Linked DNA regions of Homo sapiens: region 1 is linked to region 2. The links are chromatin loops, found by intact Hi-C in ENCODE. Cell type or tissue: OCI-LY7. All regions are shown on one strand. Links, peaks and the distances in the headings refer to the core of each region. The heading gives the core; the rest is flanking DNA. Region 1 holds the start of LOC107985089 (a long non-coding RNA gene). Region 2 has its middle 20 kb from the start of SNHG20.

Region 1 (16,268 bases), core at 4,358-12,357, 250 kb after region 2:
GAATGTGAATGGCTTTGATAGGCAGTCTGGGAGCTAAGGAAAATTGGATGAATGGAGTTCAAGGGGTCATGGTCTTAAGAAAAATGGTCTTTTGGCTGGGTGTGGTGGCTCATGCCTATAATCCCAGCACTTTGGGAAGCCGAGGTGGGCGGATCACTTGAGTTCAGGAGTTCGAGACCAGCCTGGCCAACATGGCAAAACCCCATCTCTACTAAAAATACAAAAATTAGCTGGGCGTGGTGGTGGGCACCTGTAATCCCAGCTACTCGGGAGGCTGAGGCAGGAGAATCACTTGAACCCAGGAGGCGGAGGAGGTAGTGAGTGGAGATCGAGCCACAGCACTCCAGCCTGGGCAACAGAGCGAGACTCCACCTCAAATTTTAAAAAAATAAAAATGGTCTTTAGTTTGTTAATATGTTCAAGAGGGAAAGCGTTTATAAAGTGAGGCAAAGGTGCTGGAGAGAGGGAGACAGGAGAGAGAGGCTGCCCTAGGACGTTGCAGCCCCACTTGTAGAGAGCCCCTGGAGGGAAGGACAGCTCAGAAACACAGCTGCCACTGCACCCAATGCACACGCACCTCCTCTGCAGTGGGTTGAATAGTGACCCCCAAAAAGCTACATCCACATTCCAGAATCTGTGAATGAGGCCTTACTTGGAAAAACATTATTTGCCGAAGTAATTAAATTAGGGGCCTAGAGATTTAAGAAAATCCGCCTGGATTTTCATTGGAAAATGAACATTTTCTCTTTTTTTTTTGAAACGGAGTTTCACTCTTGTTGCCCAATGGCACGATCTCAGCTCACCATAACCTCTGCCTCCCGGGTTCAAGTGATTCTCCTGCCTCAGCCTCCCGAGTAGCTGGGACTACAGGCGTGCGCCATCACGCCCGGCTAATTTTTTTTATTTTTAGCAGAGACAGGGTTTCTCCATGTTGGTCAGGCTGGTCTAGAACTCCTGACCTCAGGTGATCTGCCCGCCTCAGCCTCCCAAAGTGCTGGGATTACAGACGTGAGCTACCGCGCCCGGCCCATTTTCTCTTATAAGGACACTTGTCATTGGAGTTAAGCTCCTCCTGGAAAATGCAGGAGAAAGGAGGAGGAGGCCACGTGAAGACCGAGGCAGAGACTGCAGTGATGCAGCCACAAGCCAAGGAGTGCCTGGAGCCCCCAGATGCTGGAGGAGGCAAGAAACGGACCCTACCCTCGAGCCTTCGGAGGGAACACGGCTCTCCCACACCTTGATTTTGGATGTCTGCCTTCTAGAACTGAAATAAATACCTGCTGTCAGCCGGGCGCGGTGGCTCACGCCTGTAATCCCAGTACTTTGGGAGGCCAAGGCGGGAGGATCACGAGGTCAGGAGATCGAGACCATCCTGGCTAACACAGTGAAACCCTGTCTCTACCGAAAATACAAAAAATTAGCCGGGTGTAGGGGCGGGCGTCTGTAGTCCCAGCTACTCTGGAGGCTGAGGCAGGAGAATGGCATGAACTCGGGAGGCAGAGCTTGCAGTGAGCTGAGATCGTGCCGCTGCACTCCAGCCTGGGCGACAGAGTAAGACTCTGTCTCAGAAATAAAGAGAGAAAAAATACCTGCTGTCCAGACATCCGGTTTGTGGTCATTCATCACAGCAGCCACAAGAAACTAACACCCCGGCTATGCTCAGCCGCATGAGAGGACAGGAATCAGTCAACCGATGGGCCATCAAATGGCAGGGAGGGAGGGACCCTATTCAGCCCGGCTGACCGTGAGGAGAGGAGCTGAAGAGGGAAATGCAGGATGGCACTGAGCTCAGGAAAGCATGAGGCGAATCCCAGAGCAGGGGGTAGGTTTACGGTGGAACACTCAAGGTGGGTGGAAGGATGCTGAAGGCAAGGCTGCGGGCAGCTGAAGGACAGTCAAGAGGAGACACAGCCCAGGAAGGGCTGGGGTCGGGGGAGCAAAACGGAGGGTGAGCAGATCAACTCCACTTCCAGACGTGTCTCGGCAAAGCTCAACCATCCAAGAGCAGGAGCGGGGGAACCAGCAAGGTGCTCTGGGCAGGTGCGTGTGTGCAGAGGTGTGCAGGACAGGGAGTGTGTGTGGTGTGTGTAGGTGTGGTGGGTGAGCGTTTGAGTGTGTGCAAGACTTTATGAGGGGCCCGGCGCGGTGGCTCATGCCTGTAATCCCAGCACTTTGGGAGGCCGAGGTGCGTGGATCACTTGAGGTCAGGAGTTTGAGACCAGCTTGGTCAACATGGTGAAACCCTGTCTCTACTAAAAATACAAAAATTAGCCGGGCGTGGTGGCACATGCCTGTAATCCCAGCTACACGGGAGGCTGAGGCAAGAGAATCGCTTGAACCCAGGAGGCAGAGGTTGCAGTGAGCCAAGATCATGCCATTGCACTCCAGCTTGGGTGACAAGAGCGAGACTCTGTCTCAAAAAAAAAAAAAAAAAGTTTATGAGGGAGAGTGTGCAAGTGTACAGGTGCATGTGCAAATGTATAAGCGGGTGAATGTGTGTGTGTATGTGTGCACAGGCACCCAGGAGAGGGGAATACAGAATCAAGGTTAGAGGAGGCCAAAAGCAGTGACTTACGCCTGTAAACCCAGCGCTTTGGGAGGCTGAGGCAGGAGGATTGCTTGAGGCTAGAAGTTCAAGATCTGCCTGAGTAACATAGCAAGACCCTGTCTCCACAAAAAAATTAAAAATTAGGCAAAGCACCCTGGCTCATGCCCGTAATCCTAGTACTTTGGGAAGCCAAAGCCAGAGGATCACTTGAGCTCAGGAGTTTGAGACCAGCCTGGGCAACACAGTGAGACTTCAACTCTATTTAAAATAATTATGGCCGGGTGCGGTGGCTCACGCCTGTAATCCCAACACTTTGAGAGGCTGAGGCAGAAAGATCACTTGAGTCCAGGAGTTTGCGACCAGCCTGGGCAACATGGCAAAACCCCACCTCTATAAAAAAGAAAATACAAAAAGTAGCCGAGCATGATGGTGCCTACCTGTTAGTCCCAGCTACTCGGGAGGCTGAGGTAGGAGGATTGCTTGAGCCTGGTTGGTTGAGGCTGCAGTGAGCTGTGATCGTGCCACTGGACTCCAGCCTGGGTGACAGACGAGACCCTGTCTCAAACAACAACAAGAAAAAATATTCGCTTTTCCTTACCTTGAATGCCACTGGGTGAAAATGGTGGTCAGAGTTCCTCAGATCAACTCAGTTGAAATAGAAATGTTCCAGGGGGCTCCTAAGACACGTCACTGAGAGTGGGAATTCCAAGTTTCCCAAAAGCCCTCCTGCCGCTTCCCAATACCCACCTCCTCCACCTTCCACCTCATTCTAAAGCCCAGGCTCATACCCAGAGGGTGCTAGGCCCAGTGGCCCCACACACTCCTCCTCCTCACTGGCCTCCTTCAGAGGCCCAAGTGACAGCTGGGCAGTGCTTGTGGGTGATCTCAGCATGAGCACCCACGTTTTTAGCTGCAGAAGAGAGGAGCTTGAACTAGATGATTGCAAAGATGAGGGACAGCTCCAACATAATGCTGCTGGCTGTACACTGACAAAGTGCCTTGAAGATCACGGGCTTGATGTCACCATGAAGTGATGCTGAGTGGAGGCCAGCATCCACTGGCCCCGTGCCAGAAGAGGAACAGAGCCTCCTGCACTCCACTCTGCCGGGTCCAGAGCTTCGGAGCCTCTCTGCCACAGCCAGGGCTGACCCCACCCCCTTTCCCATCCTGACCCAGGCCTCCAGGACCCCAGCTCCAGATCAAGTGGCAAAATCCATTGTTTAAAAGGAAAAGGTGGGCCGGGCATGGTGGCTCATGCCTGTAATCCCAACACTATGGGAGGCTGAGGCAGGTGGATCACCTGAGGTCAGGAGTTCGAGACCAGCCTGGCCAACATGGCGAAACCCCATCTCTACTAAAAAATACAAAAATTAGCTGGACGAGGTGGCAGGCGCCTGTAATTCCAGCTACTCAGGAGGCTGAGGCAGGAGAATCGCTTGAACCCGGGAGGTGGAGGTTGCAGTAAGCCAAGATTGCGCCATTGCACTCCAGCCTGGGAAACAGAGCAAGACTCCATCTCAAAAAAAAAAAGAAAAAGAAAAAGAAAAAAAAAAAGAAAACATGGGCCAGGTGCGGTGGCTCACGCTTGTAATCCCAGCACTTTGGGAGGCCGAGGCGGGTGGATCACTTGAGCTGAGTTCAAGAGCTCAGGAGTTCAAGACCAGCCTGGCTAAGATAGTGAAACCCCGTCTCTACTAAAAATACAAAAATTAGCTGGGCATGGTGGCGGGAGCCTGTAATCCCAGCTACTTGGGAGGCTGAGGCAGAGAACTGCTTGAACTTGGGAGGCGAAGGTTGCAGTGAGCTGAGATCACGCCACTGCACTTTAGCCTGGGTGACAGAGTGAGACTCCATCTCAAAATAAATAAATAAATAAATAAAAGATGGCCAGGCACGGTGGCTCACGCCTGTAATCCAAGCGGTTTGGGAGGCCCAGGCAGGTGGATCACTTGACGTCAGGAGTTCAAGATCAGCCTGGTCAATATGGTGAAATCCCATCTCTACTAAAAATACAAAAATTAGCTGGGTGTGGTGGCATGCACCTGTAGTCCTAGCTCCTCTGGAGGCTGAGGCCAGAGAATTGCTTGAACCCAAGAGGCGGAGGTTGCAATGAGTGGGGATCATGCCACTGCACTCCAGCCTGGGCAACAAAGCAAGAGTCTGTCTCAAGGAAAAAAAAAAGAAAAAAAAAAAAGGACGACCAGCATTTTGATCTAGGCTGGCATTGGTCCACATGCTCCTTCTCTCAGGAGAAGGGGATAATTGTGATGTTTCTGATTCACTGAATTTATTGAGGGTCTCCTCTGTGCAAAGTGGTCTCACTCCTTATTTATACCTAATCAAAGGACCATTTGAGCACCCCCTAAATGATGCTCACCTTAACCCCATGAAGTAGCCATTTCTTGAGTGCTGCAGTGAAATCGAGGCCTGGAAAAGTTACACCTTTGCTCAGGGTGACATCTAAGAAGTGGGGGGATGTAATGTGAACCCAAGCTTCTCTGTCCCCAAGGCCCCTCTCGGCAGCATAGGGAGAGGATCATCATGTTGGCAGCCTGTGCCCACACCGCATGGCTTCCTACTCTGCTCCTAGAAAAGGGGCCCTCACAGCTGGCCCCTGGCCAGGAAGCCTGCTCCCAATAGCAGCAGATGCCCCAGGAATGGCGACCTCCTTGGCAGGGTACCGGAGGTTAAGGGCAGAATGGTTTCTGCTAGCAAGGCAGCCCTGGGGCAGGTGCCAGATGGACCTGAGAGCATGCCAACTGCTCTGGAGTGATTTCCTCCTGATTGCCTCCTGCATGGCAAGGACCTGCCCTCTCTACCTTAATAAAATTGGATCCCCATCCTACAAAACTAGACATAGAGAGAGACGCTGTCATCCAAGGGGAGACTGAATCTTGGATTCTAGAAAAGAAGAGTTGGGACTGCAAAGTCAATTCCCTTTATGCACCCCCGACTCCAACTTTCCCTCCCCACACTGCGCCCTCCATCCCCCACCCTTCATAACCTAAGGACAGACAGTTGATTTTTGTTAACAGAGTAAGTGGTTCCAGTAACCACCTTTCAACACAGCCCGGAGGAAAAAGGGAACTTCTCTGCCTGGCATCTTTCCCACTGTGGTGCCCCAGGGGAAGCTGTCCCTTGAGACACTGTGGAGAGCCCCAGGCTGCCCACCTGCAGAGCACTCCAGAGGCCTCTGGACTCCCCCAGCTGCTGAGGTTGGGTAGAGCCTTTGCTATCCCCTCTCCTGCAAGCCCAGAGGAGGCAGCTCAGAGCAGAAGGGAACCTCTGTCCTTTCAGAGCTTGGCCCCAGGTTAGGGCAAAGGGGATCCAAGTCTCTCCTTTCAGAGCAGGGCTCACCTGGGCCAAGCACTCTGGGGCCCTCTGGGACAACCCTTGCCATTTGCCCTCCCCTACAGGAGGGACTCACAGTGGCTGCCGAGCTCTTGCCTGTCCCATCTATCCAACAGCATGGGACCTGGCAATTATGGCAAGCTAGGAAGTTATTAAAAGGTAAAGTCTATTTTTAGGAAATCAACAGCAAACTGAGGACAAGGTAGGAGAAAACAATATCTGCCTTCTGGGACTTTGCAGCTTCTGATGCATGTGATTGAGCCTCAAGATGTAAGCAGCCCACCCCAGTGAAGTGGGGGAAGAGGCAGCCCTCCACCCACCAGGCATCCCCGGAGCAGAGCCTGCTGGGAGGTGACCTCTGGGAGAAGAAGAAGTGCCAAGGGAAGTCTGCAGTGGCCCAAGGGAAGGGGGCACAGAAGGAAAGCATCTAAAAATGGAAGTCTTAGAACATAAATTATTCAAAAACAGGATTATTTAACTGGAAGTTAAAAATGAGAGAATCATTACACACCCTTGCCCAAATGTTAATGCCCTGGAGAGAAGGCGTATTACTTTCCTCGGGTCACCATAACAAACTATCACAAGCTGGGTGGCTTAAAACACCAGACAGGTATTTTCTCACAGTTTGGAAGCCAGAAATCTGAAATCGAAGTGTTGGCAGGACTGGTTCCTTCTGGAGCCTCCAAGGAAGAATCCATTCCACGCCCTCTCCCAGCAATAGCTGGAGTTCCTTGGCTTGTCGACGCGTCGCTCCCATCTCTGCCTTCATCTTTTTTTTTTTTTTTTTTTTTTTGAGACCGAGTCTTACTCTGTCACCCAGGTTGGAGTGAAGTGGCATGATCTCGGCTCGCCACAACCTCCACCTCCCAGGTTCAAGTGATTCTCCTGCCTCAGCCTCCCAAGTAGTTGGGATTACAGGTGCACACCACCACACCCAGCTAATTTTTGTATTTTTAGTAGAGATGGGGTTTTGCCATGTTGGCCAGGCTGGTTTCAAACTCCTGGCTTCAAGGGATCCACCCACCTTGGCCTCCCAAAGTGCTGGGGTTATAGGTGTGAGTTGCCATGTCTGGCCTCTGCCTTCATCTTCATGTCACCTTTCCCTATGCGTCTCTGTGTCTCAAATCTCCCTCTCCTTTCTCTTATAAGGATGCCAGTCATTAGATGTAGTAGGTACTCTGAATCTAGAATGATCTCCTCTGGGGATCCTCAACTTAATGACATCTGCAAAGACCCTATTTCCAAATAAGGTTAAGTTCACAAGTACCGATGGTTAGGACTTGGACATATTTTTCTGGGGGACACGACTTCACCCACTACAGAAGGGTAACCGACTCACCCTATAAAGATAACAGGAAAATTCATCTAAATTCCAGCAAGGGCAGCTTAAGTTGGATGGCAGCTACGTCTTTCTGATGGCAAACACTGAGGATGGGAGAATCTATTCCTTGAATGCAGGTGAGGGACAAATGACCTCCAGAATCAACCTGATAACTCCCATACTAAGTTCACGTAGAAAAGCAAAGGGGCTGGACTCAATGGCTCTTGCATGTGATTCTTGCAATTTGAGAAGCCGAGGCAGAAGGATGACTTGAGCTCAGGAGTTCGAGATCAGCCTGGGCAACATAGTGAGAACCCATTTCTTAAAAAAAAAAAAAAAAAAAAAAAAAAAAAAATATATATATATATATATATATATATATATATATATATATATATAATTAGCTGTGCATGGTGGTGCACACCTGGCACACCTGCAGTCTCAGCAACTTGGGATACTGAGGTGGGATAATTGCTTGAGCCTGGGAGGTTGATATGGTTTGGATTTCTGTCCCCACCCAAATCTCCTGTAGAACTATAATCCCCAGTGTTGAGGGAGGGGCCTGGTGTGAGGTGACTGGGTCATGGGGGTGGACTTCCTCCTGGCTGTTGTTGTGCCAGTGAGTTTTCATGAGATCTGGTTGTTTAAAAGTATGTAGCCCCTCCCCCCTCTCTTCCTCCTGCTCCAGATATGGAACTTCAACTTCCACCATGATTGTAAGTTTCCTGAGGCCTTCCCAGCCATGCCTTCTGTACAGCCTGCAGAACCGTGAGCCAATTAAACCTGTTTTCTTTATAAATTACACAGTTGCAGGTATTTCTTTATAGCAGTGTGAGAATGGACTAATACAGAGATCGAGGCTACAGCGAGCTGTGATTGCACCAGTGCACTCCAGCCTGGACAATAAGCAAGACCCTATCTCAAAAAAAAAAAAAAAGAAAGAGAAAAGAAAAGGGGATTGCAGCAGTCACTGAGGGCTAGAGGAAAATGTCATTGAATGACTACAAGCAGCAAAACTCCCCAATAATAAGGGCCACTGAAAAGACGACAATGGTAAAGGCACAAATGACAGTGGACTAAAGTCTCTCCTGTGCACACAACTTTCCACTCTCCAGGCTCCTCTTAGCAACCTGAGGCAGCATTAAGTGTTGTTGTTGTTGAGACGGAGTCTTGCTCTGTCATCCAGGCTGGAGTGCAGTGGCGTATTTTCAGCTCACTGCAACCTCCACCTCCCAGGTTCAAGCGATTCTCCTGCCTCAGCCTCTCGAGTAGCTGGGATTACAGGCATGCGCCACCACACCCGGCTAATTTTTGTATTTTTAGTAGAGACGGGGTTTCACCATGTTGGCCAGGCTGGTCTCAAACTCCTGACCTCTGGTGATCCACCTGCCTTGGCCTCCCAAATTGCTGGGATTATAGGCATGAGCCACCGCACCTGGTCTAAGTGGTTTTGATGTAAAAAAATGTATATACATATATATATACCTGTTCTACTGCAGGAATTCTAGTGCTGAAGAAAAAAAAAAGGACTCTTAGTTCAAAATGAATTTATATATTTAACTGTGACTTTCTAGGCTTCCTGTTAGATGTTTTCTTCTGAGGTCAAAGGCAACAAGAGCTAAATGAATCTCATTCTTACTAGAGTTTATTTGCTGTTATATTTTTTGGCAAAACCACTTTCAAAACAGTAATATCTGGAAAGGTTTTCAATTTTCCCTGAATTGAGTTCTCAGTGCCTTTCAAAGAGGAAATGACAGATAAGGACAGTGTATGAACTCAGGGATTTAAATAGGAACATCAGATACCTCCATGCCACCCCAGAGAAGAATTGAGGAGGGGTGTCAGGAGAGCGCAGCAGAGCCTCATTTGAAAGGCTGCATTGAAGTTCAAATTGCATTTTAATTTACTATGCCAGTTCAATTCCTCTTCCGTCCCAGCCCTGGGGGTTAGCCACACAAAAAGGAGGCACACTTCACAGTAACTCCCTCACAATACAGAAAATCCGATTGCAAGAGCGGGTCGCCCTCTGCAGGGCACGAAAGGATGTGAGCCTGGTCTCCGAGCCCTGAGGTTTCTTTCATGCAAGACTTCAAAAACAGCACAGTGATTCCTACACACTTCAAGAGACCATTTCCGCCTGGAATTTGTTAATTTGGTAAGCCATGAAGGATTAGAAGGCCAGAGGGCCATGGCTAAAACTTTTGCCTAGGCATTTGGAATTCATCTGAAGCTACTAGCTAAGGGTTGGTGGTGTTTGGTTGACTAGGGACATAGAAACAGTGGTGAGCATGGGTCCTGCAGGGACTCCACCTGGGTGAGAATCAGAGCATTTTCTTTTCTTTTTTTTTTTTCAGACAGCGTTTTGCTCTGTTGCCCGGGCTGGAGTGCAATGGCGCGATCTCAGCTCACTGCAACCTCTGCCTCCCAGGTTCAAGTGATTCTCCTGCCTCAGCCTCCCTAGTAGCTGGGATTACAGGCATGTGCCACCATGCCCAGCTGATTTTGTATTTTTTGTACAGACTGGGTTTCTCCATGTTGGTCAGGCTGGTCTCGAACTCCCAACCTCAGGTGATCCGCCCACCTTGGCCTCCCAAAGTGCTGGGAGTACAGGCGTGAGCCACTGCACCCAGCCGAATGAGAGCATTTTCCTTCCTTCCTTTCTTTTTCTGTCTTCCTTCCTTCTTCCTTCTCTCCCTCTCTCCCTCCCTTCCTTCCTTCCTGTCTTCCTTTTCTTTCTTTTCCTTCCTTCTCTCCTTCCCTCCCTCCCTTCCCTTCCTCCCTTCTTTTTTTTTGAGATGGAGTTTTGCTCTGTCGCCCAGGCTGGAGTGCACTGGCACAATCTCGGCTCACTGCAACCTCCGCCTCCCAGGTTCAAGCCATTCTCCTGCCTCAGCCTCCCGAGTAGCTGGGATTACAGGCGCGCACCACCATGCCCAACTAATTTTTGTATTTTTTTTAGTAGAGACAGGGTTTCACCATGTTGGCCAGGCTGGTCTCGAACTCCTGACCTCACGATCCACCCACCTCGGCCTTCCAAAGTGCTGGGATGGATCTTGTTCTGCTGCCCAGGCTGGAGTGCAGTGGCACAATCATAACTCACTGTAACCTTGAACTCCTAGGCTCAAGCAATCCTCCCATCTCAACCTCCTGGGTAGCTGGGACTACAGGTGCATGCCACCATGCCCAGCTAATTTTTATTTTATTTTTTGTAGAGATGGGGGTCTTGCTATGTTGCTCAGGCTGGTCTTGAACTCCTGGCCTCAAGCAATCCTCCCGCTTTTGCCTCCCAAAGTTCTGGGATTACAGATGTGAGCCACCACACCAGGCCCAGAATATTTCTTGACTAACAGACACCCTGGAAGCCATCATGGCCAAACCTTTATTTTCAGATGAGGATATTTGGTCCAGAGTGTCTATGACTTGCCTGCAGATGCCCACATGGGACCAGAATCTAGGTTTCTCTGTTGTCATCCTTCCTCAGACCCTGACAGGGCAAGCAACAAACTGGAGGAAAGAGGAAACCTTGGGAGAGAAAACCTGCCCAGGGGTCGGGCATCCTGGAGCTTGGCCTGGCCTTGTTTGACATAGGACTTTGCTAGGAGCTGAAAGCCCAGCTCGAATGTCTCATAAGAAAGTTGTGTTGTTTTATCCGGGCAAATCCTGGCTTGTTCCGGGTGTGCAGACTGTGCACAGCCAGTGTTGCTGAAGCTCTGTGTGATGCTGTGTTGGATTGGAGGTTCTGGGAGGGCACAGCTCTGTGGCTTTTGCTCTCTGGTGTATTCCTTTCCTCTACCCTACAGTAGGAGCTGGGGATTTGCAGAATTTATCCCAATAAGGAGGCATGCTTTAAACATTTTTCATACAGTTGGGGTGATTTTTACACTGATCTTTCTTGCCTGCTCCTCCTTATAACAAATAATTTAGTAGACAACTGGCCAAAGTTATAGGTGCTAGGTGAAGCTGTCTGGGAATGACACTGGGTACCTACTGAGTGAGCCAATACTGACAATGCTAGCATTTCTTGTGGTCCGCAGTCTTCATTAAAAGTAAAATTTTGCTGGGGTGTAGTGGCTCACGCTTGTAATCCCAGCACTTCAGGAGACTGAGGCAGGTGGATTCCTTAAGGCCGGGAGTTCAAGACCAGCCTGGGCAACATGATGAAACCTTGTCTCCACAAAAAATACAAAAATTAACTGGCATGATGGTGCACACCTGTAGTCCCAGCTTCTTGGGAGGCTGATGTGGGAAGATCGCTTGAGCCTGGGAGGCAGAGGTTGCAGTGAGCCAAGATCACACCACTGCACTCCAGCTTGGGCAACAAAGCAAGACTTTGTCTCACAAAAAATAAAAAAAATAAAAAATAAAATTTTGCCCAGCACAGCGGCTCACACCTGTCATTTCAGGACTTCGGGAGGACCATGTGGGCAAATTGCTTGAGCTCAGGGGTTACCAACCCGGGCAACATGGCAAAACTCTTTTTTTTCCGAGATGGAGTCTTGCTCTGTCGCTCAGGCTGGAGTGCAATGGCGTGATCTCAGCTCACTGCAACTTCCGCCTCCCGGGTTTAAGTGATGCTCCTGTCTCAGCCTCTGAAGTAGCTGGGATTACAGGCGTGCACCACCACCCCCAGCCAATTCTTTGTATTTTTAGTAGAAACGAAGTTTCACCATGTTGGCCAGGCTGGTCTCGAACTCCTGACCTCCTGATCTGCCCACCTCGGCCTCCCAAAGTGCTTGGATTACAGGCATGAGCCACTGCGCCAGGCCTGGCAAAACCCTGTTTCTACAAAAAATTCAAAAATTAGCCGGGTGTGATGGTGTGTGCCTGTAGCCACAGGCTGAGGTGGGAGGATCACTTGAGCCTGGGAGGTCTCAGGCTGCAGTGAAGTTGCAGTGAGCCAAGGGTCACACCACTGTGCACCAGCCTAGGACAACAGAGTGAGACCCTTTCTCAAAAAAAAAAAAAAAGGTAAAATTTTGGTGAAACTATTCTATGTGCCACTATAATGGTGGACACATGCCATATAGATTCGTCAAAATCCATAGAATCAAGAGTGAACCCTCGTGTGAACTAGGGACTTGGGGAGATGGTGATGTGTTAATGTGGGTTCATCAGTTGTAACAAACCCACTCTATGGAGGACGTTGATAGTCGGGGGGTTATGGGTGGGGGAGGAGGAATAGGGGATATGTGGGCACTCTATGCTTTCTGCTCAATTTTGCTGTGAACCTACACATGCTCTAAAAAATAATGTCTCTTTAAAAAAAAATTTTTTTTTGAGACAGGTTCTCTCTCTGTTGCCCAGGCTGGAGTGCAGTGGCATAAACTCAGCTCACTGCAGTCTTGACCTCCTGAGCTCAAGCAAACCTTCCACCTCAGCCTCCCAAGTAGCTGGAACAACAGGCAGTGTGTGCCTGGCTAATTTTTGTATTGTTTTATAGAGATGGGGTCCCACTATGTTGCCCAGGCTGGTCTGGAACTCCTGGGCTCAAATGATCTGCCCACCTCAGCCTCCCAAAGTGTGAGATTACAGGTGTGAGCCACCGTGCCGGGTTTCTTGTTTCTGCTTCTGACATGACATCATCACGTCTCCTTCTGTGACTCTGACCCTCCTGCTTCCCTCTTACAAGAGCCCCATGATGACACTGGGCCCACCCAGATAATCGAGGACAATCCCCTTCTCAAAATCATTAACTTCATCACAGCCATATAAGGTAACAGGCTCTGTGTATTAGGACATGGGCATCTTTGGGCACTCATGATTCTTTCCACCACACCCACCAAACAATTAAGTGCTAAATTATGTGAAAACTTTTTTTTTATTTTTTGGAGATAGGGTCACTCTGTTGCCCAGGCTGGAGTGCAGGGGCACACTCTCGGCTCACTGCAACCTCCGCCCTCCTGGGTTCAAGCAATTCTTGTACCTCAGCCCCCCGAGTAGCTGGGATTACAGGCGCCCACCACCACGCACGCTAATTTTTTTTTCGTAGAGATGGGGTTTCACCATGTTGTCCAGGCTGGTCTTGAATTCCTGAGCTCAAGCGATCCACCTGCCCTGGCCTCCCAAAGTGCTGGAATTACAGGCGTCAGACACCCAGCCCATGGAGACAGTTTTACTCAAAGAGATAAACTTGACCCATTCCAAACCGCAGCAGTCCCTTTTCAATTCTGAGTGCCTCAGAAGTCTTCAGACTCAGCTAACTCTTGCCACTCCCCACAACAGTGCTTCTCAGGGAGCCAGGGAGACAGTTTTGCTCCCAGGAGATACTTCACAACACCTGGGGTGGTTCCGGTTGTCATAACTTCAGGAGGGAGAGCTCCTGATATCTACTGGACAGAGGCTGGGAGCACTGCTCAACATCCTGCAATACACAGGACAGCCCCCCACGACGCCATACACAACCACAAAAAATGATGAACTCTGAATGTCAAAGGGGCTGGGCTGAGAAACCCTTCTGAGAATAGAGAGAGGATTGTCCAGGGAGCGCTGTAGCTCACACCTGCAATCCCAGCATTGTGGGAGACCGAGGCATGAGGATGGCTTGAGGAGTTCAAGACCAGCCTGGGCAACAAAGCAAGATCCCACCTCTACAAAAAAGAAAAAAAAATTAGCCAGACATGGTGGCACATACTACTAGTCCCAGCTACTTGAGAGGCTGAGGCAGGAAGATCGTTTGAGCCTAGGAGTTGGTGGCTGCAGTGAGTTATAATTGCACCACTGCACTTCAGCCTGGGCAGCAGTGCAAGACCCCATCTCCTAAAAAGAATCCCGGCTGGACGTGGTGGCTCACTCCTGTAATCCCAGCACTTTGGGAGTCTGCAGTGGAGGGATCACCTGAGGTCGGGAGTTCAAGACCAGCCTGACCAACATGGAAAAACTCCATCTGTACTAAAAATACAAAATTAGCTGGTCATGGTGGCAAATGCCTGTACCCCCAGCTACTCAGGAGGCTGAGGCAGGAGAATCGCTTGAACCTGGGAGGCGAAGGTTGTGGTGAACCGAGATGGCATCATTGCACTCCAGCCTGGACAAGAGTGATACTCTGTCTCAAAAAAAAAAAAAAAAAAAAAAAAAAGAATCCTAGCACTTTGGGAGGCCAAAGCAGGTGGATCACCTGAGGTCAGGAGTTTGAGAGCAGCCTAACCAATATGATGAAACCCCATCTCTACTAAAAAGACAAAAATTAGCCAGGCGTGGTAGTGTGCGTCTATAGTCCCAGCTATGTGGGAGGCTGAGGCAGGAGAATGGCTTGAACCTGGGAGGTGGAGGTTGCAATGAGCTGAGATCGCACCACTGCACTCCAGCCTGGCGACAAAGCTAGACTCCATGTCAAAAAAAATAAAAAAGAAAAAAAGAAACAAAGAAAGAAAGAAAAAGAGCAAGGCTCCAGGAACTAGGAAGGCCCGCAGCTGCTGCAGAATTGAAAACATGTGCCTTCAGATCAACCAGCAGCCTAAAAACCAGTGACAGGGACTCCGAGAGTGCATCTCTCTGACCCTGAAGACACACTGACTGTGTAACTCCCACCTCCCCCTTCTTAGACAGCATAGAGCGGCACTGACACTGAAGTCCCCTGCTTGGCACACACCCTGCTCCATTGATCACTTCTCCCCCACCACCTGGGACTGCTGGTTTATTTGCCCAGTGCTGGCACTTGAAGATACTTTATTGCCTTGAAATGTTTTTAACCTTGTTTTTCTTTGCATGAAATGAAATTAATTCTGAAGCTCCCCCAAGGTCATTTTTCATCTCTTCACTCCCGGCAACTCTGGTAAAGAGAGCTCTGAGGCCTTTCTTTGGCAGGCTCTGTCACTTTACCATTTTCAAACAGAAGTGTTAATTAATGCTTGCAGGCTCCACTGAGTTTAAATTGGCTTTACCGGCCAGGCGCCTTGGCTCCTGCCTGTAATCCCAACACTTTGGGAGGCCGAGGCGGGCGGATCACAAGGTCAGGAGTTTGAGATCAGCCTGGTCAACATGGTGAAACCCTGTATCTATTAAAAATATAAAAATTAGCCAGGTGTGGTGGCGGATGCCTGTAATCCCAGCTACTCGGGAGGCTGAGGCAGGAGAATCCCTTGAACCCGGGAGGCAGAGGTTGCAGTGAGCTGAGATCGCGCCACTGCACTCCAGCCTGGGCAACAGAGCGAGAATCTGTCTCAAAAAAAAAAAAAAAAAAAATTGGCTTTACTGTGAATACCTTGCAGTTTCCAACACAGAGAGACAAGTGGTAAAAAAAAAAAATCTGCACAGGACAGCGGGGTGTGGTGGCTCACACCTGTAATCCCAGCACTTTGGGAGGCCGAGGCAGGAGAATGGCTTGAACCTATGAGTTCAAGACCAGCCTGGGCAACATCGTGAGAGACCTTGTCCGTACAAAAAACAAACAAAATTAACCAGGCATGGTGGTCCACACCTGTGATCCCAGCTACTCAGGAGGCTGAGGTAGAAGGATCACTTGAGCGCCCGGAAATCAAGGCTGCAGTGAGATCATGCCACTGTACTCCAGCCTGGGCAACAGAGCAGGACCCTGTACCCAAAGAGGGGAGAAAAAAAAGATAGTTAACGAAAAACCAAACTCTGTAAAATGTTTTAAAGAGGTTTATTCTGAGCCAATAGGAGTGCCTGTGGCCTGGGGTAACAGTCTCAAAAAGGCTTAAGAAAGCGCACCAGAAGTGGTTGGGCTACATACAGTTGGTTTTTTTGTTTGTTTGTTTTCTGAGACAGAGTCTCGTTCTGTCACCCAGGCTAGAGTGCAGTGACACGATCCCGGCTCACTGAAACTTTTACCTCCTGGGTTCAAGTGATTCTCCTGCCTCAGCCTCCCGAGTAGCTGGGATTATAGGCACGTGCCACCACACCCAGCTGATATTTTATATTTTTGGAAGAGATGGGGTTTCACCATGTTAGCCAGGTTGGTCTAGAACTACTGACCTCAAGTGATCCACCTGCCTCGGCCTCCCAAAATTCTGGGATTACAGGCGTGAGCCACTGTCCCCGGCCTACAGTTTGATTTTATACATGGAAGATACACATTGGTTTAGTCCA
Region 2 (16,268 bases), core at 4,553-12,552:
TCTTCAGAATTGCTCAACTTTCTATCACTATGCAGTTATCGATGGTGGCATTCCTGAAGAATATATTGCTCTTGCAAGCACTTGCTGGGGCTTTCCAGGGTCTTTCGAATCCATTTTGATTTGTTTACAGTTGCTGGCCTGTTTGGTGACTTGGAGATGGTGATATGTTGGGATGATGCCCAGGATGTCCAGGAATAGACTTTGCGGGTAGAGAATGACAGGAGAATCTCTCTGCCTTCTTTTTCCCACTGTTTTCTTTTCTTTTCTTCTTCTTTTTTTTTTTTTTTTTTTTGAGAGGGAGTCTCGCTCTGTCGCCAGGATGGAGTGTAGTGGTGCAATCTCAGCTCACTGCAACCTACGACTCCTGGGTTCAAGCGATTCTCCTGCCTCAGCCTCCCGAGGAGCTGGGATTACAGGCATGCACCACCATGCCCGGCTAATTTTTTTGTATTTTTAGTAGAGACTAGGTTTCACCATGTTGGCCAGGATGGTCTCGATTTCCTGACCTTGTGATCCACCCGCCTCAGCCTCCCAAAGTGCTGGGATTACAGGCGTGAGCCACTGTGCCCGGCCCCTTTTTTTTTTCCCCAAGATGGAGTCTCACTGTTGCCCAGGCTGGAATGCAGTGGTGCAATCTCGGCTCACTGCAAGCTCCGCCTCCTGGGTTCAAGAGATTCTCCTGCCTCAGCCTCCTGAGTAGCTGGGATTACAGGCACCCGCCACCACACCTGGCTAATTTTTTTTTTATTTTTAGTAGAGACGGGGTTTCACCGTCTTGGCCAGGCTGGTCTTGAACTCCTTATCTCGTGATCCACCCGCCTTGGCCTCCCAAAGTGCTGGGATTACAAGCTTGAGCCACTGCACCTGGCAATTTTTTTTTTTTTTAAATACAGGCTCTTGCTCTGTCACCCAGGTTGGAGTGCAGTGGTGTGATCATAGTTCACTGCAGCCTCTACCTCCTGAGCCCAAGCAGTCCTCCCAGCTCAGCCTTCCGAGTAGCTGGGACCACAGCCACACCCAGCTAATTTTTGTATTTCTTGTAGAGAAGGAGGTCTCCTTATGTTGCCCAGGCTGGTCTTGAACCCCTGGGCTCAAACAATCCTCCCGCATTGGCCTCTCAAAGTGCTGGGATTACAGGCATGAGCTACTGCACACAGCCCACTCTTTTTTTCTTAACCTAACAGTTTGCCTAGGACAGAAGTCCATGTAGCAGAGGAACAAGCACACAGACTCTTGAGTCAGGCAGCCCTGAGTTCAAGTCCTGAATCCCCCAACTGCAGTCCCTGAGATCCTTACTTCCCATCCTTTACTCCCTCCTGGTCTATGAATGATAAATTCCCATCCTCCCAAACGTGATCTTGCAGTGACTCTTGCTAGAAAGTGCAGAGTGTGTGGTGAGCGAGGAAACGACGGCGCGCCTGGCCTGCAGTGGGCTCACGTGTTCTTGCTCATCTCTCCTGTGCTTCCTCCATCTGCCACGAGAAGACTATGCCCTGGGTGGCCGCTGGGCCCAGAATGATGAAGATGGGGCCAACCTGAACCCAACCTGCAACCTGGAGATGATCCCGGCCAACCCGGAGAGCTGTGCGTGAGAAAAATAAATGTTGACAGGGGTTGGCATAATTTTTTCTGTAAAGGGCCAGACAGTCTCAGCTGCAGTTTCTCAATTCTGCCCCTGTGGTACAAAGGCAGCCACAGACAACACAGAAACAGATGGGTATGGCTGGGCCCAATAAGACTTTATTCATGGACACTAAAATTGGAAATTCACATAATTCTCTTGTGTCGGGAAATATTCCTTTTTTGATTCTTTTTTTAACCATTTAAAAACATAAACTATTCTTAGCTCATGGGCTACAGAAAAGTAGGCAGTGGGCTAGATGTGGCAGTAGTTTGCCCAGACTTGCTGTAAGCCATTGAGATGTGTGAGGTTTCTCTGTTACAGAGCAAAACTGACTAATATACCCTTCTGTTTGTGCAATCTTGAACAAATTACTTATCCCCCCCTAAATCTCAAGTTTCCTTCTGTTTTTCTTTCTTTTTTTTTTTTTTTTGAGACTGATCTCACTCTGTTGTCCAGGCTGGAGTGCCACAGCACGATCTCAGCTCCCTGCAAATTCCACCTCCCGGATTCAAGCGATTCTCCTGCTTTGGACTCCCGAGTAGCTGGGATTACAGGCACGTGCCACTATGTGGGGCTAATTTTTGTATTTTTAGTAGAGATGGGGTTTCATCATGTTGGCCAGGCTGGTCTCGAACTCCTGACCTCAGGTGATCTGCCCGCCTTGGCCTCCCAAAGTGCTGGGATTATAAGTGTTAGCCACCATGTCTGGCTAAATCTCAACTTTCTTATCATAAGATGGAGGTAACAGTAGAATATTCTCATTGTAAATGAAATCATGTACAGGAATTGTTTTAATTATAGATGTTTAATATATTATGGTGTTATTCTACATACTGTCATTCTAGTAGAGGGAGGGGACAGGAGTTCTTCCCCCAAACCTAAGTCGACTGAGGCTGTGTTTCCCTCTCAGCCAAGTCAAACAAGTGGGGCTCCAGGAAGATAACTCTTCAAGACTGGGGGTGCCGGCAAGCAGAGGCCATGGGCAGCTCACTCCCTGCCAGATGCTTACAGAGCTGCCAAGTCTGCAGTCTCCTTTGTTCCTGCTCTCAGGACAGCCTGGGGTATGGAGAAGGTGTGCCCAGGAGCTTGGCCTGGGTTCCCAGGAGTATAGTGTATATGTGAGCGTAGAGACCGGGGTCTGCTTCCCATCTTGAAAGAATCCGACTGGAGCAGCTGGTGATGGCTGCGCAGGTAGGGACTGTGATGCAATTGCCCAGGAGAAAAGGATAGGGAGTCCCCCACCCATATGTTTACAGCACTTAGAAAACATTGCAGAGGACCTCATTGATACCTGTGGCTCCGTGTGAACGACCATGATACCAAAGGGAAGCAGGAGCCGTGACCCGCCCAGGGTGCCCTCAGTGAGGGACATCTCACCCAGAGAAGGTGGTAAGGGCATGGACCACTGGCAGAGCTTGAAGGGAAATATGGACATCCCTTTTCTTTTCTTTTCTTTACTTTTCTTTTCTTCTCTTTTTCTTTCTTTTTCTTTCTTTTTGACAGAGTTTTGCTCTTGTTACCCAGGCTGGAGGGCAATGGCGTGATCTCAGCTCACTGCCACCTCCGCCTCCTGGGTTCAAGCGATTCTCCTGCATCAGCCTCCTGAGTAGCTGGGATTACAGGCACCTGCCACCATGCCCAGCTAATTTTTAGGAAAGATGCGGTTTCACCATGCTGGCCAGGCTGGTCTCGAACTCCTGACCTCAGGTGATCCACCTGCCTCAGCCTCCTAAAGTGTTGGGATTACAGGCGTGAGCCACGCACCTGGCTGGACATCCCTTTCTGAAGGTATCTTCAGTAATGGAGAAGTCCAGTGTCAGTCTAAACATCACTCCAGGAAACATGGCGGGTGGGGAGTGATGGGCACACCATCTCCATGGAGACCACCCGGGGGCAGGTGGTACCAGAGCCTCAGAGAGAGATGGAGAGCACCTCCATTCTTATCTCAGAGCCACAGCTGGGCTGCTGCAGGGGGAATGGGACCTCAGAGCTTTGAATTAGACATGGGGTTGTGGTTTAAAACTGGAAAGCTTTCTAATAACTGAAAATGATCAGAAAAAAATATAGGATCTGCTTAAAATGTCATTTGGAGATAGAAAGTGGAATTTGACAGAGTGTGGCTGAAGGCATTGATTAGAGAAAATATAAAACCATTTTATGTTTATATCCCCTGAGTCTGAGATTGCTCAATAAACCAGTTAAACATTTGATTACAATCCTCATGTTTTCCCTTCACCCCATCTCCCTAGCTCCCCTGCCAGTGGGAAAATGTCACAAGCTGGTTTCACACTTTTGCTTAAGAAAGGAAGGAAAAGGAAAGAGGGGAGAGAAAGAAAGAAAAGCTCAGTGTCATGGCTATTTTCAAGGACACACTTAAGTCCAGCATGCACTATTTATTTCTGGAACTCCCCTGAGTTAGATGTAACCACAGTTATCTTCCTTCTAGGGTGATTTTACTCAAGGAAAAAATGTTATCCCTAGTGTTCACTTGCTTCAGTCCTTTCAGGCAAAGTCAGAAAGATAGAACCTGCTCCATTTGCAGAACAGCAAGGAAGGAAGGAGAGAGAAAGAAAGAAAGAGAGAGAGAGAAAGAAAGGAATGAAGGAAGGAAGGAAAGAAGAAGGAAGGAAGGAAGGAAAGAAGAAGGAAGGAAGGAAGGAAAGAAGAAGGAAGGAAGGAAGGAAAGAAGAAGGAAGGAAGGAAGGAAAGAAGGAAGGAGAAAAGAAAAAAGAAGGAGAAGGGAAAGAAAGGGGAGAGAAGGGGAAGGGAAGATAGAACCACTCCATCAAGGTGGATCTCAAGAGCCATCTGAAGAAAGCCTAACAAGAAGAGGACCCAGAATCTTTTTTTTTTTCTATTCTGTGAGAAGTGCTTTCTCCAGGTTGCAGTCAGTTATCTTGATCTTGTCTTCATCTGCCCAAGTAGTTTGGGTGGCCTCCAGGTCCCAGGAGCTCAGACCATCCCTGAGGCTGGCCGTTGCTGTCACCCACCAAATTGCTCTTGAAATCTCCTTTATCCGGTTTTGCAGGGGCAGATACGAAAAAGAACAGGGAAGGTTTGGCCTCCGGGCCCTCCACTTCTGTTTTTAAAGTACTCAAAGAACAAGGCGCTTCTGAAGCCAGAATGATAAAGCTGGCTTCACAGATGTCACTGGTGATGGGCGGATGAAAACACAAATGCAGGCCTTGGCTTTGAGAAAGCGAGGAATGCCTGAGAAGGGAATGGTGGATAAAGCGCACATGGAGGCCGGGCGCGGTGGCTCACGCCTGTAATCCCAGCACTTTGGGAGGCCCAGGCGGGCGGATCATAAGGTCAGGCGTTCCAGACTAGCCTGGCCAACATGGTGAAACCCCATATCTACTAAAAACACAAAAATTAGCCGGGTGCGGTGGTGCGTGCTTATAATCCCAGCTACTCAGGAGGCTGAGGCAGGAGAATCACTTGAACCTGGGAAGCTCACAATTGCAGTGAGCTGAGGTCATACCATTGCACTCCAGCCCGGGTGACAGAGCAAGACTCCATCTCAAAAAAAAAAAAAAAAAAATGGCATACATGGGACCCCCACAGCTATCTGCCCAGCCCTTAGCACCCTCAGCTTTCGGGAGGTGGGAGGAGTGGGGAAAGAGAGTGGCAGACAGGCTCCTCTTCATGTCTGCATCTCCCACCTGCTTTCTGTGAGCCACGTTGGTCATCCCCGCACCAGGTTTGCATAGTAGCCATGACAGCTTGTACTGGAGCCGCATGGTGGGTTGGAAAGGCGTTTATCAATCCAAAACACTCCAGTCATTGGCATATTTTATGGGATTCCAAAACCATGGAGAGTGGAGGAACGTTCTTCCCCAAAGCTTCCCTCAGGAGACAGAGAGGAAAAAAAAAAAAAAAAAAAAGAGGAATGAGAGAGACGAAAAGGCTTTTTTACTCCCCAAATTGGAACCACACTTCAGATGAAAATAATGTGTCTTGAAGGCAGTGATAAGATAGAAGAGAAAATTGCTCTAGAAATGTTCATGACGGTGTCTCCCTCTTATCTCTTTGTGCCCCTGTCAGTTGGAGACACAGTGTTTTCTGCTGATTGAGAAAACCCAGAATATGGAACAAAAGCTGTCTTTAAAGCGTGGTCTCTGAGAACATTAGCCCGTTTTTTTAACGTCTTTAATTTCACGGCTTCAACATGTACGGTTGTTTGACAATTTCATGAGGCAGCTGTGGGGAGAAAACAAAACGTGGCTGCCAATTAGCGCTGTCTCACTTGTCTGTCCAACTGCTCCGTCTTTTCTGAAGCCTTACATGCATTTTTCCAAGCCACTTGGCTTCTTCGGTGCTGGATATTTAATTTGCCTGGAACATTCTCACAGATCAGCATTTCATGAGAGCCTCGTGGAAGGCCTGTCTGACGGTGTGGTGCTTGGCTGGAGGGCAGCACCTGTACCTTCCTGGTCAGTTCTCATCAGAGAAAAGGTGTCACTTGCTGTCTTTCATATGTTGAAGTCCTAACCCTCAGGACCTCAGAACTTGCCCTTATTTGGAAATAGGGTCTTTGCAGAAGTAATCAAGTTAAGATGAGGTCATCAAGATGAGCTCTAATCCAAAGACCAGTTTCCTTATAAAAAGTAAAATTAGGCCGGGCGTGGTGGCTCACGCCTGTAATCCCAGCACTTTGGGAGGCCGAGGTGGGCGGATCACAAGGTCAGGAGATCGAGACCATCCTGGCTAACATGGTGAAACCCTGTCTCTACTAAAAATACAAAAAATTAGCCGGGCGTGGTGGCGGGTACCTGTAGTCCCAGCTACACGGGAGGCTGAGGCAGGAGAATGGCGGCGTGAACCCGGGAGGCGGAGCTTGCAGTGAGCCGAGATCGCACCACTGCACTCCAGCCTGGGCGACAGAGCGAGACTCTGTCTAAAAAAAAAAAAAAAAAAAAAAGTAAAATTTGGGCCAGGCACTGTACCTCACACTGTAATCCCAGCACTTTGGGAGGCCGAGACGGGTGGATTACTTGAGGTCAGGGGTTCAAGACCAGCCTGGCCAACATGGTGAAACCCTGTCTCTACTAAAAATACAAAAATTAGCTGGGTGTGGTGGCAGCCTCCTGTAATTCCATCTACTTGGGAGGCTGAGGCAAGAGACTCGCTTGAACCTGGGAGGCGAAGGTTGCAGTGAGCCAAGATCATGCCACTGCACTCCAGCCTGGGGGACAGAGGGAGACTCTGTCTCAAAAAAAAAAAAAAAAGTAAAATTTTGACACAGTTATACACATAAAGGGAAGCTGATGTGCAGAGACACAGGGAGAAGATGCCATCTATAAGCCAAAGAGAGAGTCGGGGAGCAGCTGCCTCCCTCAGAAACCGTGGAAGGAACCAACCCTGCTGACACCTTGATCTTGGACTTCTGGCCTCCAGAGTGGTGACAGAAGAAATTTCTGTTGTGTAAGCTACTCAGTTATTGTTACTTTGTTATGGCAGCCACAGGAAACCAAACAGTTATTGAAAAAGCCCCTGTGGTCTGGAGAGTGCAGAAGGCTGCCTCAGTTTCCCCAGTGTGGCTGAGCATGACCTTGGTTTAAGAGAGATGAGGTTGAAACAGGGTGAGCTTTACTCGGCCAAGATTTCTCATGCTTCTTCTAGCATCCACCCCACCCACCTGACTCATACCTGTTGGGATGCAGCAGGCCGGGAGACTGGGGAGGGGACAGCAGCCTTCCCTCTGGTACTGCTCATTCAGCACCAGATCCTCCAGACTGTGGGGCCCTGCTCTGGCTATCCCCAATGCCCTGGATGAATCCAACATCTTCCCCTGGCCAGCACATCCCTGACTGCCTGGCTGTTGTCTTCCCAGGGGCTCTGGAGCTAATCTGGTAAACATTTCCTTTACATATTTAAGGCTAACCACTTTACCCAAGACAGCCTGGCTTTCTAGAACATTCTTTCACACTCAGAATAATTGTCTGGACACTGGTCCCTCAGAGGCCAGTGTGAGAGCATCTTCTCCCGTATCCACTGCCCAAGAGGAGGTGCCACTCAGCTGAGGGGCTTGAGTGGTCTGTCTTTTAGGGCTGATTTGGGCTGAACAGTATCCTCCAAAAGATATGTTCAAGTCCTAATCGCTGGTACCTGTAAATGTGACTTACTTGGTAAAAGGGTCTTTGCAGCTGTAATGAAGATGATGTAGGCTGGGCACAGTGGCTCACGCCTGTAATCCCAGCACTTTGGGAGGCCAAGGTGGTCAGATCACTTGAGGTCAGGAGTTCCAGACTAGCCTGGCCACATGGTAAAACCCCATCTCTACCAAAAATATAAAAAATTAGCTGGATGTGGTGGCGCAAGCCTGTAATCCCAGCTACTCAGGAGGCTGAAGCAGGAGAATCGCTTGAACCTGGGAGGCGGAGGTTGCAGTGAGCTGAGATCATACCACTACACTCCAGCCTGGGCAACAGAGTGAGACTTTGTTTCAAAAAAAAAAAAAAAGAAAGAAAGAAAGAAAGAAAAAGATGATGTAAAAGGCAAATACATCTTGGGACCCTGAAATCACTAAGCCAAAGGCTGGGAACTGCAAAGATTTAAAAAAAAAAAAAAAAAAAAAAAAGCTACACACCTCTCTCACAATTTTCCCACACGAAAATTCGGTAGACAAAGGACAAACAGAACTCAAAGTCACCCTCTGCTCACCTGAGGCAAACGCATATCTGCTTCCTTGCCGCCATCGTTTCACTGAGCCAGGCTGGACGCTGGTATAAGTGACCATTCCGTTACACTACTCTCACAGGTAAATGGTGTATGCAGTAATCAGGTGGCTAATCAGAGGCTAAAAGAATGCAACTGTTTCTCTCTTATCTGCCTATAATCAGGAAGCCCCTTGCTTCAAGTTGTCCCACCTTTCCAGATCGAATCAACATACATCTTACACATATTGATTGATGTCTCATGTCTTCCTAAAATGTGTAAAACCAAGCTGTGCCCCAGCCACCTTGGGCACATGCTGTCAGGACCCCCTGAGGCTGTGTCACGGGTGCGTCCTTAACCTTGGCAAAATAAACTTTCCAAATTGATTGAGATGTCTCTCAGGTACTTCTGGGTTCACAACGAGGTCATGCTAAAGGTGGGCCCTAAATCTAACAAATAGTGTTTGGTTTTTTTGTTTTGTTTTTTTGAGACGGAGTCTCTGTTGCCCAGGCTGGAGTGCAGTGACGCGATCTCAGCTCACTGCAAACTCCACCTCCCAGGTTCAAGCGATTCTCCTGCCTCAGCCTCCTGAGTAGCTGGGATTACAGGCGTGCACCACCACGTCCAGCTAATTTTTGTATTTTTAGTAGAGACGGGGTTTCACCATGTTGGCCAGCCTTGTCTTGAACTCCTGACCTCAAGGGCTCTGCCTGCCTCGGTCTCCCAAAGTGCTGGGATTACAGGTGTGAGCCATCATGCCCGCCGGACCTAAAAGATGCTTTAGTTAATCTGTTTCGGATTGGGAGGGCCTGGAAGAAAAAGAGCTAGCTATGTTAATAGAGATTCTTTACAGATGCAAATTTTCCCCCACAAAGGACAGCTTTGCAGGGCCATTTCAAGATATGGCAAAGAAACATGTTTTGGGGTAAAGTATTTTGATTTTCTTCCTTGTCTCGTAATGTTATGCCAGAGTCAGGTTGGAAAGTAAATCACAATATATAGGGTTAAATAAAACCCATCTGATGAGAATTTTTGATTTATAGGTCATGACTCCCAGACCCCTTAGGAATTTGGGCAAGATACAAAAATCAGTTTAGTTCTCACCAGAGAACTTGAATCCCAGCAGGAGTCTGGGAGCCACTAGATGGCAGTCAAGACTGAGGCTGGACCAAGTCTAAACCAGCGGCAATGGCCACATGCCCATGGTGGGCAGAGGCAGGGCGGCCCCCTTGGGAGGGGAAAGGGAGGACGCCGCAGCCAGCTGTGTCTGTGAGGGACAAGGCAGGGGCAAAAGTCACTATTCAGGGAGGATGGAGGTTTGAAAGCCCAGGAGCTTTCACGTGAAGAAGAAACCAAGTTCAGAAATGTTCAGAGGCTTACCTGATGTCACAAATCAGTGTCTTGGACACAGAGCCCAAAACTGGCCCTGGGTCTGGTTTGCCCACCATGTACAAGAGAAATTCATCTTAGCTGGCTCTGACTTAGAAAGAGGAAGAAGGTGCCCTTGGGGAGGCCACCTGGGCTCTCCATTTTGAAGCAGGCAGCTGTCCAGAACTGCAGCTCTTCCCCACAGGGGCTACCTGGCCAGAGGCTGCTGGGTCAGGCAGTGCTCACCTGTCAGGTCAAGGAGGCCCAGGGAGGTGTGTGGGGAGCCACAGCAGCAGGTTGCAGTGGGTCCCTGGGGTGGGTGGGATGCTTATGGGTCAGATTAGGGACCTGTGTGTCCCTTCCACGGGCAGCTTTCTGCACAGCCTTCCCTCTCCATAAGTGCAGAAAGAGATCGAGGCCTCCTGGTCACTTGGAGCAGTGTTCTTTATTCAGACAGGATCCTTCTGGGTTAGTTCATCCAGATTTTTGGAAACTTTGGGAGAAGCATCCATTGTCATTTATGTGCAAGTCTGGCCACATCTAGTTTCCCTGAGCCAAAATTGCAGCCACCTTGTAAGATGCTTCACAGGCTCTTGGTACCTGATGTTGACAGCGATAAAAAGGCAAAGGGGAAGGTTAGTGAAGACTTTTTAGTTCTTAAAAAAAAACCCATAATGATGAGTAACATTTATCAATCGCAAATGATGGGCCAAGCATTTTGCGTGCATTGCCCAATTTAGTTCTCACAACCACCCTTGAGATAACAAACAAAATGAAGAAGAAACCAAGTTCAGAAAGGCTCAGAAACTTGCATGATGTCACGAATCAGAGCCTTGGAGTCAGGGCTGAAGCAGGACCTGGGCCTGGTTAGCCCACCCTGTACAAGAAATGCCCTCCAGCTGTGCAAAAGCCAAACCTTAGGACAAGAGAAGGGGAGCTAAAATTGTCGTGAGAAAGAGTTTAGAGGAAGCAATGAAACTTTAGGGATACAAAAATTGCACAAGCTCCCATTTCACTTTTCCCCAAATATTAATATCTTTCGGAACCTTAGGAAAGATTATGGGCTGGGCGCAATGGCTTACACCTGTAATCCCAGCACTTCAGGACGTCGAGGCAGGCAAATCACTTGAGGTCGGAAGTTCAATACCAGCCTGGCCAACATGGCAAAACCACATCTCTACTAAAAATACAAACATGAGCCAGGCGTGCTGGCAGGTACCTGTAATCTCAGCTACTCTGGAGGCTGAGGCAGAAGAATCGCTTGAGCCCGGGAGGCAGAGGTTGCAGTGAGCTGAGATTGTGCCATTGCACTCCAGCCTGGGCGACAAGAGCGAGACTCCATCTTGGAAAAAAAAAAAAAAAAGATTATGGGCTGGGCGTGGTGGCTCACGCCTATAATCTCAGCACTTTGGGAGGCTGAGGAGGGCAGATTGCTTGAGCCCAGGAGTTTGTGACCAACCTGTGCAACATGGCGAGACCCCATCTCTACAAAAAATATAAAAATTAGCTGGGTGTGGTGACGCGTGCCTGTGGTCCCAGCTACATGGGAGGCTGAAGCAGGAAGATTGCTTGAGCCTGGGAGGCCACAGTGAACTGTGATCACACCCCTGCACTCCAGCCTGGGGGACAGAGCAAGACCTTGTCTCAAAAAAATAAATAAATAAATAAAAGAGAGAGAGAGAGAGAGGTTATGTGAAAAAAGAGCTCCATGGCTAAAATGGGTTGGGAAGCTGTAGTTTAAGTAAAGTGCAGCGGGGTTCTTTGCGGCTGGGCTTGCTTGCCTACGTCTAGGACAGAGTGACCCCGGCTCACAGCCAGCACAGAGAGGATCCCCATCCTGCCACTTCAAGGAACTGATGGTGTTGGAAATGGATTCTTCTTAGAACCTCCTGATAAGAACCCAGCCTGGCTGACACTTTGACTTTGACCTTATAAAACCTGGATCAGAGAAACTAGCCAAGCCAACCTGGACTTCCGACCTGTGAACTAATTAATACATTTGTGTTGTTTTAAGCTGCTGAAGTTGTGGCCAATTTGTTACAGTAGCAACAGGAAATTACTATACTCACATATCATGACTTTTCTCCAATCCCATGTCCTAGACAAAGCTGTCTGATCGCTGGCCCTCCCCTCAGGGCCTGTCACTCTCTGCCTTAGTGCCAAGGTGAGGCCTGAGGGTCAAAATTCAGAGGTCCTTTTGAAGTTCTCTGTCCTCAGGGGTCTTTGAAACCTGGAGCCAGAGGAAGACAGGCAGAGAATAATTGCTTGGCCAAACGAAGTTTATTTTGAATTCCAACATAGAGATTCAAAATCTAGAAGCCAGCCAGGCATGGTGGCTCACACCTGTAATCCCAGCAGTTTGGAAGGCCAAGGCAGGAGAATCACTTGAGACCAAAAGTACAACGTCAGCCTGGGCAACACAGCGAGACCCCATCTCTACTAAAAATATAAATAAAAAAATTAGCTGGCTGTGGTGTCAGTGCCTGTAGTCCCAGCTACTCAGGAGGCTGAGACAGGAATACTGCTTGAGCCCAGGAGATCGACGCTGCAATGAGCCATGTTTGAATCACTGCACTCCAGCCTGGATGACACGGCAAGACCCTGTTTCTTTTTTTTTTCTTTTTTTTTTTTTTGAGACAGAGTCTCGCTCTGTTGCCCAGGCTGGAGTGCAGTGGCACGATCTTGGCTCACTGCAGCCTCCACCTCTGGGGTTCAGGTGATTCTTGTGCCTCAGCCTCCTGAGTAGCTGGGATTACAGGCTCATGCCACCACACCTGGCGAATTTTTGTATTTTCTGTATTTTTAGTAGAGACACGGTTTCACCTTGTTGGTCAGACTGGTCTTGAACTGCTGACCTTAAGTGATCTGCCCGCCTCAGCCTCCCAAAGTGCTGGGATTACAGGTGTGAGCCACTGCACCCGGTTTTTTTTTTTTTCAAGACGGAGTTTCATTCTGTCCCTTAGGCTGGAATGCAGTGGCATGATCTCAGCTCACTGCAACCTCTACCTCCTGGGTTCAGGCGATTCTTTTTTTTTTTTTTTTTTTTTTGAGACGGAGTCTGGCTCTGTCGCCCAGGCTGGAGTGCAGTGGCGCAATCTCGGCTCACTGCAAGCTCTGCCTCCCGGGTTCACGCCATTCTCCTGCCTCAGCCTCCCGAGTAGCTGGGACTACAGGCGCCCGCCACCACGCCCGGCTAATTTTTTGTATTTTTTAGTACAGACAGGGTTTCACCATGTTAGCTAGGATGGTCTCGATCTCCTGACCTCGTGATCCGCCCGCCTCGGCCTCCCAAAGTGCTGGGATTACAGGCGTGAGCCACCTCGCCCGGCCTGAGACTCCATCTCAACAACAACAACAACAACAAAAGATATGTACATGTCAATGTATGTACATTATGCTTCAAAAGTAAATTAGAAAAAAATAATTATTTAGAAAGAAATAATTGGGTATCGTGAACAATCATTTGCTGTTTAGAGGAAAGGTGTTCCAGCTTTACAGATAAAGCACAATTTCTCCCCAGCATCCAAGTGACACACACTTCAACAGGCAGGGTTGGCCTTGGGGTTCAATGGCAATTGACAGATACTGCTCTATTGCAGCTGTGCGCCATCCCTGGTGGATCCTGATCATATAGGAAGTTCATCAATGTGTCACCAACTGAGAAAGGATGGGAAAGACTGGGATTTGATGCAGGTCTGACCGAAGCAAGATGGCTGGAGCCGAGGACCTTTTGAGCCTGTAATCGCAGCCACTCCAGAGGCTCAGGCAGGAGTCTGGAAGCTCGAAGCCACAAGGAGCTATGTATGTATGTATGTATGTATGTATGTATGTATGTATGTATGTATGTATATATGTGTTTGTTTATTTATTTATTTATTTTGAGGTGGAGTCTCACTCTGTCGCCCAGGCTGGAGTGCAGTCGTGTGATCTCAGCTCACTGCAACCTCCCCCTTCCAGGTTCAAGCCATTCTCCTGCCTCAGCTTCCCCAGTAGCTGGGATTACAGGTGTGCAGCACCCTACCCAGCTAATTTTTTGTATTTTTAGTAGAGACGGGTTTTACCATGTTGGCCAGGCTGGTCTTGAACTCCTGACCTCAAATGATCCACCCGCCTCAGCCTCCCAAAGTGCTGGGATTAGGGGCGTGAGCCATCACACCCAGCCCTCAGTGAGCTATGATCCCACCACTGCTCTCCAGCCTGGGCAACAGAGCAAGATCTTGTCTCAAAAACTAAATAAACAGGCCAGACATGGTGGCTCATGCCTGTAATCCAGCACTTTGGGAGGCTGAGGCGGGCAGATCACCTGAGGTCGGGAGTTCGAGACCAGCCTGAACAACATGGAGAAACCTCGTCTCTACTAAAAATACAAAATTAGCCGGGCGTGGTGGCGCAGGCCTGTAATCCCAGCTACTCAGGAGGCTGAGGCAGGAGAATCACTTGAACCCGAGAGGCGGAGGTTGCAGTGAGCCGAGATGGTGCCACTGCACTCCAGCCTGGGCAACAAAGGCAAAATTCCATCTCAATAAATAAATAAATAAATAAAATAAAGTAAAAAAAATGAAACTGTCCCCACTTAAAATTTTTAAAAGAGCATAGATAGCAGTAAAATGTAGTAAAATAATTAGTAGTGATGTTTTGAGCATCTACTATCTTTTTATGTAATTGATGTAACTCTAAGTTTACATAATTTATTTTTAAATAATGGTCCCATGGAACAATTGGTTTGCCAACGTCCTGAAACTTGAACAGCCTTGGGAGCCTGTCCGAGCTGGCGCCAGAACCTCACTGTTTAGACCAAATCTGAGAAAAACAAAGGCCAGAGCCACCCTGAGCAGGGGGTTTGGGCAGGAGCCAAGTCATTGAGATGTCAAGGGGGAAGAATGGGATTTTCCTAAGTAATGCTCTTCACTGAGACAGCACAGCTCCTGGGAGTGTCATGAACAAAACAGGCTCTTAGCAAGTGCTGGCCCACGGGACAGGCGCTAGCCCTTCCCTCGGTTCCATGCCCGCTGGTTCTTTATGTATGATCTCAATATCTTGTATCTTTATGCCCTGATTCACAGCTTCCGTCGTTTTTCGTGTCTTTCTTGTTAGTTTCTATTTGGTTTCCATGTCCTCTGCATGGACTTCGGTGTCTAAATGTTAGTGTGAAATTTTAAGGTCCCAGATGTCCCATTCTGTCTGTGAGTGGTTCTCAACCTTGGCTGCACCTTGAGATCACCTGGGAGGCTCTTAAAAATCCTGAAGCCTGGGCCAGGCACAGTGGCTCACGCCTGTAATCCCAGCACTTTGGGAGGCCGAGGTGGGCAGATCACTTGAGGTCAGCAGTTCGACACCAGCCTGGCCAACATGGAGAAACCCCATCACTACTAAAAATACAAAAATTAGCCGGGCATGGTGGTGGGTGCCTGTAATCCCAGCTACTCGGGAGGCTGAGGCAGGAGAATTGCTTGAAGCTGGGAGGCAGAGATTGCACTGAGCTGAGACTACGCTACTGGACTCCAGCCTGGTCAACAAGAGCGAAACTCCGTCTCAAAAAAAAAAAAATCCTAAGGCCTGGGCCCCATCCCTACCCCTAGATTCAGAATTAATTGCTTTTAGGTGCAGCCATCACAGGGCTGTTGATAAGCTCCCCAGGTGAATCTAATGTGGAGCTCGGCTTGAGGTGTGATTCACATTCGTTAATGAATCCAAACATTCATCCATCATCAAACGCTGAGTGGGCTTCACTCACTCATGAAACACTGACGAGGTTCCTCCCATGTGCCAAGTCCGTGATACGACCCAGGCATTGGAGAAATGGAGTGAAGAACACTGTCCCAGCCCTTGATGAGCTCACAGTGAAAGTGTAATGGGGAAGGCAAACAGGCCACCAAATAGAAGTCTTTTTTTCTTTTTTTTTGAGATGGAGTCTTGCTCTGTCGCCCAGGCTGGAGTGCAGTGGTGCTATCTTGGCTCACTGCAACCTCCACCTCCCGGATTCAAGTGATTCTCCTGCCTCAGTCTCCCCAGTAGCTGGGATTACAGGTGTGCGCCACCAAACCCGGCTAATTTTTGTATTTTTAGTAGAGACAGGGTTTCACCATGTTGGCCAGGCTAGTCTCGAACTCCTGACTTCAAGTTATCCGCCCACCTCGGCCTCCCAAAGTGTTGAGATTACAGGCGTGAGTCACCGTGCCCAGCCAATAACAGTCTTGGTGGTTCCCTTTCCCACATCCATTGCAAAAAGTACCCCCATGTTTCTCCACCCGTGTGTGCATCCCTTTGTCCTGCGTGAGCAGGAGAGCTGAACCTCACAGTAGCTTGGCTGCCACCCAAACCCTGCCTTGGGGCCGTTTGTTTCTTTTAGACATGGTCTGAAAAATAAAAATAAGGTCCAAAATCCTCAGCAAAGTCCATTCAGATCCCCACGGCAACTGAAGTCCTTTCTCTGACAAATACAGATTATGGACCAAGCGAAGGAAGGGGAGAGAATGGGATGATGAGAACAGGTGCCGTGTGACCAATTCGGGTCTAAACTTCACAGTCGGAGGCTAAGGGGCAGGCTGTGAGAGACGGGCAGCAAAAGAGGAAGAAAGAATTGGACCATCAGTGGCCACACTGGCTCCCGCCCATT

What was found. A loop is a pair of places that touch in the nucleus more often than their neighbours do. Peaks named below come from ENCODE experiments on the same cell type or tissue, not always from the same donor. Only the 100,000 strongest peaks of a DNase experiment are listed, where the experiment ranks them.
Region 1: a loop joins it to region 2, with 5 times the contacts of the local background. A loop is called at or near these places in 29 of 110 quality-filtered maps.

What each region holds. Positions count from the first base shown.
Region 1 is chr17:76,809,699-76,825,966 of GRCh38, reverse strand. LOC107985089 (a long non-coding RNA gene) reads right to left here and starts at 3,027. Exons shown (of 4, transcript XR_001753021.2): 1 at 2,986-3,027. RefSeq lists an enhancer at 1-33 and a silencer at 13,374-13,574. In OCI-LY7, for the core only: CTCF peaks have their summits at 5,751, 9,049 and 9,253 (motif pointing left); DNase peaks (open chromatin) are centred at 5,726 and 9,236; H3K4me3 peaks cover 383 bases; H3K27ac peaks cover 950 bases.
Region 2 is chr17:77,060,136-77,076,403 of GRCh38, reverse strand. No RefSeq gene overlaps it. Among named protein-coding and RNA genes, the nearest start is that of SNHG20, 20 kb to the left of the region's middle. RefSeq lists a silencer at 9,323-9,617. In OCI-LY7, for the core only: a CTCF peak has its summit at 9,424 (motif pointing right); a DNase peak (open chromatin) is centred at 9,443.